2 separate regions of the Homo sapiens genome follow, and region 1 is linked to region 2. Evidence: chromatin loops called from intact Hi-C (ENCODE). Cell type or tissue: endothelial cell of umbilical vein. All regions are shown on one strand. Links, peaks and the distances in the headings refer to the core of each region. The heading gives the core; the rest is flanking DNA. Region 1 overlaps ABL1 (ABL proto-oncogene 1, non-receptor tyrosine kinase). Region 2 has its middle 69 kb from the start of ABL1.

The links. A loop is a pair of places that touch in the nucleus more often than their neighbours do. Peaks named below come from ENCODE experiments on the same cell type or tissue, not always from the same donor. Only the 100,000 strongest peaks of a DNase experiment are listed, where the experiment ranks them.
Region 1: a loop joins it to region 2, with 3 times the contacts of the local background. A loop is called at or near these places in 14 of 110 quality-filtered maps.

What each region holds. Positions count from the first base shown.
Region 1 is chr9:130,846,538-130,849,340 of GRCh38, reverse strand. The region is part of intron 1 of ABL1 (ABL proto-oncogene 1, non-receptor tyrosine kinase); the gene reads right to left. Among named protein-coding and RNA genes, the nearest start is that of ABL1, 13 kb to the right of the region's middle. RefSeq lists a silencer at 1,385-1,679 and an enhancer at 1,271-1,893. In endothelial cell of umbilical vein, for the core only: a CTCF peak has its summit at 1,224 (motif pointing left); a DNase peak (open chromatin) is centred at 1,620; H3K27ac peaks cover 1,863 bases.
Region 2 is chr9:130,764,420-130,767,222 of GRCh38, reverse strand. It overlaps a transcript of ABL1 not described here. Among named protein-coding and RNA genes, the nearest start is that of ABL1, 69 kb to the left of the region's middle. RefSeq lists enhancers at 210-259, 270-329, 540-599, 630-799 and a silencer at 1,614-1,663. In endothelial cell of umbilical vein, for the core only: no CTCF peak of the experiment used is centred there; a DNase peak (open chromatin) is centred at 1,772; H3K27ac peaks cover 2,500 bases.

The DNA of each region.
Region 1 (2,803 bases), core at 73-2,572, 82 kb before region 2:
ATGAACCAGAAGTCTATAAAGAATTTAATATCTGATTTACCTCTAGGAATTTATCCTAAGTGATCAACACAATTATTTCTATACACTAATTTTAAACAACAGCACAGAAAAGGGCAAGTACAAAATATCTATCAACACAGGATAAGTTAGTTTATGCTGCATGCATAAAATAGGATATATTTTAAAAGCCACTCAAAATATTTTTGGAAAAAATATTTAAGTTTGAGAATATACTCGCAATAATATATTAAGTGTTTATATTACATTCCAGTATATAGGCATGGTCCCAACTATGAAAAAATAGAAGACGAGGAGGAATTTCACCAAACTGTGAACAGTAGTTAACTCAGGGTGGTGGGATTTTAAGTGCTTTAAATTTACTTTTCTTTTTTTTTTTTCTCGAGACGGAGTCTCGTTCTTGACACTCAGGCTGGAGTGCAATGGCGTGATCTCTGCTCACTGCAACCTTCACCTTCCGGGTTCAAGCAATTCTCCTGCCTCAGCCTCCTGAGTAGCTGGGATTACAGGTGCCCGCCACCACACTCGGCTACTTTTTTTGTATTTTTAGTAGAGATGGGGTTTCACCATGTTGGCCAGGCTGGTTTCGAACTCCTGACCTCAGGTGATAAGCCTGCCTCAGCCTCCCAAAGTGCTGGGATTATCGGCGTGAGCCACCGTGTCTGGCCTTACATTTTCTTTATACTTCTCTATATTATGGTATATTTCTCACAAAAAATGTGGATTGTTGTTATTACTAGAAAACAATGACAAACATAAAAAAGCTTTAATAGAAGCCAATTGAAATTTTTTTTTTTTTTTTTTTGAGTTGGAGTCTCACTCCATCGCCCAGGCTGAAGTGCAGTGGTGCGATCTAGGCTCACTGCAACCTCCAGCTCCCAGGTTCACGTGATTCTCCTGCCTCAGCCTCCTGAGTAGCTGGGATTACAGATGTGAGCCACTGCGCCTGGCTAAGTTTTTTTTTTTTTTTTTTTTTTCATTTTCAGTAGAGACGGGGTTTTGCCATGTTGGCCAGGCTGGTCTTGAACTCCTGGTCTCAAGTGATCTACTCACCTCAGCCTCCCAAAGTGCTGGGATTACAGGCAGGAGCCACCGCGCCTGGCCCTAAACTTACATAATTGATAATTTAACATGAAAAAGCATGCTGGGGAGGGAGGCTTCCTTCAGGCTGTCCTGAAAAGGCACTTGAGTGCCTCCCTCTGGTGCGTCAACCTCGTGGCCATGAGCATACAACTTTGGCAGACCAGGCCCACACAGGAAATTAAACCAAAGTCATGAATACAGAAATGCTTTTCTTCTCAAATGCCATTTGACCTCTTCTATCAAACATTCTGCCGCATCTGGATTTGATCAAAGTTACATAATCGGGGAAGTGGCCTGGAAAACACCTGGAATAAGCAGAATGCAGATCCCCGCCCAGAGGTGGCCATCCACTTGAAGTGTGGGTTAAAGTGGGATGGTCCCGAACATGTCGACAGATGCTGGGAATGTTATGCAAGAGGATGAGGCCTTTGTTAGGAAGGAAAGGGCCTCCCACTGCTTTTTGATTCAACAGGACGTCAGGCGATCCAAGGCAGTCTCTCGACTTTCCTCTCCAGTTCTTGCTCTATTCCACAAATTAATGGCTAAAGCCCAAAGGGAAGTATTGCTCATGCATGCCTCTGGACCGAGACACTGAAGTGTAGCCACAGTCCAACACCAAAACCTTCCAGTCAATTCCCAATCCAGGCTGATGTCAAAATTGACTCACAATGTATAAATGCCAAGTTACTTGCTTCATTTCATAGTGAACTATGCTCGTCAACCTTAAAAATGATCACAGCTTACAAGGCCAAAGTTGCAGAATGTACTTAAATCTTTCTTGCTTAAGACACAAACTTTCCACCGGTCCCTCTGTCAGGAAGCAAGATTCCCCTAAAGAAGGCTGAAGGCTTCATTCAAAAAAAAAAGATGCCCCAACTAGTTCCCTTCTTCTGTTCTTCCAGCAGATCTTTTTGGCTATTGTCTTGGGAAATAAATTTTAGCATCTGCTATTATTCTTAAATTTTTTTAGTGAACATTTTCTGCAGCCTCCTTTCTGAGTCATACTTTAAACAGATTTAAGATCTGGATCTAAGATCTGGATCTTCAAAAGTGCCTCTCACTCCACTTAAAACCATATTGTTATTTTGTCATAATGTTAACAAAAAGGTTTCCACTCACCAACTAAACTCAGAAAAAATCACTAATTAGCTAGTTGAGCACCGAGAACAGTAATACATCTAAAAAATGCCTCAAACCTCTAAAAAGCTCTGGCTCTGTCTATGACAGTATAAAATTATTTGGAAATTTTATAAGAACCAGGCCACAGAATTCACTGGATCTGTGCATGATTAACTTGTTTAGACAGTATTCTAAGAAAATGGTTTGGGTCTTTAAAGTAAAATTGAAAGATCGTTTTATATAAAAATAATCCTTTCTCAAAGCTGTGAGTCACTGATGAAAAATGTTTACAAAAGATTCTCGGACATGGCATATCTGGCCTAGACTTCCAGGGGCTGCTGGTGCTGTGCCAGACGCTGGCGAACAGTCAGGGAAGGGAAATGCCCATGAACCCCAGTACCGGCTACTTCACAGCCCAAGGGGGGACTTGACCTCCAGGAAAAACATCCCCGGGAAGCTTCCCACCTTCCTGCTGGCACTTGTGCCCAACATCATAGTTCCCACTAGAGTGCAAGGCGGCCAGCTATGGAGCATTCATTACTGTTCACACTGTGGGCTCTCCGGAAGGTTCTTGGAGACGGTT
Region 2 (2,803 bases), core at 213-2,712:
CAGATGGCATGAGCTGCAAAGAAATGAAAAGGGGAAGAGGACAAAGAGCTGATGCTGGTGTGGGTACTGTGGCCTGGGCCATCAGGGAAGGTCTTTCCGAAAAGATGTCATGTGAGCTGGGGCCTGCATGGGTCTGAAAGAGCCAGGCACCAGAAGCTGAGTGAAGGGCAGGGCCCAGGGAACCCTAAGAGGAAAAAGCACTGGCAGTAAACAAAGGGAGTGACAGGAGGGAAATTCGAGAGGGAAACCAGGCCCAGACCACGCAGGCTGTGGAGAGAAGCTGAACATTACTCTAACTGAGATGGGTACCCATCGAGGGACAGGAAACTGGGTAGTGAAAAGATCTGATGTAAGTTTCTAAGGGAGGGTCTCTCTGCTAGCAGGAGGAGGACAGACCCAGATGGCAACAGGAGGCTGGGAAGTCTTTGAGATCAGAGCCGGGGCAAGGCAGGGTGGGGCCGGGGTGGTAGCCCTGACAGCAGAGCAGTGGGTGGTGTGAGGTTTATTCTAGGCACTTGTGACTGTATCGGACAAGAAAGAGAGGGCAGAGGAGGAGGCAAGGATGAAAGCTAGAGGGTGGCAAGGCCCTGGGGGGAGATGATGCTGGGGTCACAGGCTGTGGCCTTGTCCCCAAGTCCTAAGGCATCAAAAACAGACAAGGCCAGGTTTGGTGGGAACTCACTAAGTCAAAAGAAAAGGCCCCTGCAAGTGCCTACACTTCCTCATCTTCCTAACCACGGGGCACACTCATTTGTATCCCAATGAGACACATCCAGTACCTGCACCCTCCAGCTCCCTGTCAGAAGCCACCAGTGGTGGGGCCGCCCTTCACTGCATGTTTACCACTCTTTCCTCAGGGCCCTACGCAGAAGTCTGTCTGCGGTCATGGATCTCTTCCTGGGCCTACAGTAAGGCATCTGTCCTGACAGTAAGGCATCTGTCCTGCCCAGCAAGACCCGCCTTCCAGGCTCCAGTCATCCGCATGCCCCTGAGCAGGCTGGCGGGGGCACTGGGGGCCGAGGCTTCTTGGTATGTGTCTGTGAGTGCCATGGCCGCATTCTTGAGAGCGCACCAACGCATGCCACGGCCCGGGGCCCTCACAGTCACAAGCTCCTGAGCAGCAGTTTCTCTGCAAGCCTGGGAAACAGGTCGTGGGCGATGACCTGCACCCACTTCATCTCCATCTGCCAAATACAGTCTGATGAATTCACCCAATTCTTCCCTTTATCTTTTCTTTCCTCAGGGAAGCACTCAAATATGAGACCAACACCCTGTCCTTGTGACTGCTTCTTTACCAAATTCTGCTGACAAACCGTTTTTCCACCAAGCCACCACAGACAAGTGATTAGTTTGGTCATTGCCAGGATTAAGAAAACCTGCCTATTATGCCCCATTAGATTCACAGTAACTTTCCAAAATTTCAATATGTGTTCAAGCATTAAATCTGTGGCATAAAGAAGAAAGCAGCAAAGGGAACTGGGGGGCCTAAAGAACAGAAGAGAAACACAAAGGCTGTCAGGTCTAATTGTGCCTCTACGTTACCAAATGACTTTCATTTCCTTCCTTATAAGAGAAATGAATACTGATCCGTCACTGTTAACACTCAGGTACACTGACGTACCCAGTAGACCTTCCAGAAGGGCAACTGGCAATATGTATCAAAAACCTTTAAAAGTTTCTATTCTTTTGATGTAGAAATTCCACTTCTAGGAATTTATCGTAAGGCCATAAGAATGTACAAAAATGGATCATGAAGATTCTGGGAGAAAAACTACAAACAATAGAAGCATTTGAGGCTTAGGGAAATGAATCATGGCCTATCCAACACCACAAGGATTTCCATGTAGACAGGATTTCCATCCTGCTAGCTACACGTTTTGAAGTGGGGGAGCAGCACCCAGGTGGCCCCCGGGTTGCTGGCTGTAGCACTGTCATAACCAAACCAAAGCCTCCCCTTGTACCTCTGAAAAAACCCCTTGAGAAGCTGATGAAGGATATGGACCTCCTCGCCCAAAAATAGCAAACCCAAAAACCAATAACCAAACATGAGACTGCACAAATGTTTGCATGTAATTTCAGGAAGCCTTAGAAGTCCAGAGGAAAGCAAATTATTCATATTTAACAACAAAAAAATCATCTTGACAAAATGATGAATTCTGAAAATGATCAACTCTGGCCAAAAAGAAAAGGGTGGAGGAACTTGTCTTTGGTTAATCAGCACACTACAAATTCTACTTGTATCCCTTGTATCCTCTTTTTTTTTTTTTTTGAGACAGTCTTGCTCTGTCACCCAGACTGGAGTACAGTGGCACAATCTTGGCTCACTGCAACCTCCACCTCCCAGGTTCAAGTGATTCTCCCACCTCAGCCTCCCAATTAGCTGGGATTACAGGCATGCGCCACCACGCCCAGCTAATTTTTGTATTTTTAGTAGAGACAGGGTTTCACCATGTTAGCCAGGCTGATCTCGAACTCCTGACCTCGTGATCCACCTGCCCTGGCCTCCCAAAGTGCTGGGATTACAGGCATGAGCCACTGTGCCTGGCCTTTTACTTGCCTCCTCTTAAGTGACATTATTCATCCAAGCCCAAGGTGTCAGGGACCCAAAACACAACATATCTGACCTTACGCATAACAAGCAAAAGAAAACACAGTGCCACCACGAAAAAGAAATCTGCACAGGTGTCCAGGTTTATCGAATGCATATATCAGAAGGAGAATCTGATGCTGCTAAATAAGCTAAACACATTGTTACAAGAAGAAGCACAAAGCACAGTCCCCCAATGGAAGCGGGAACTTTGAA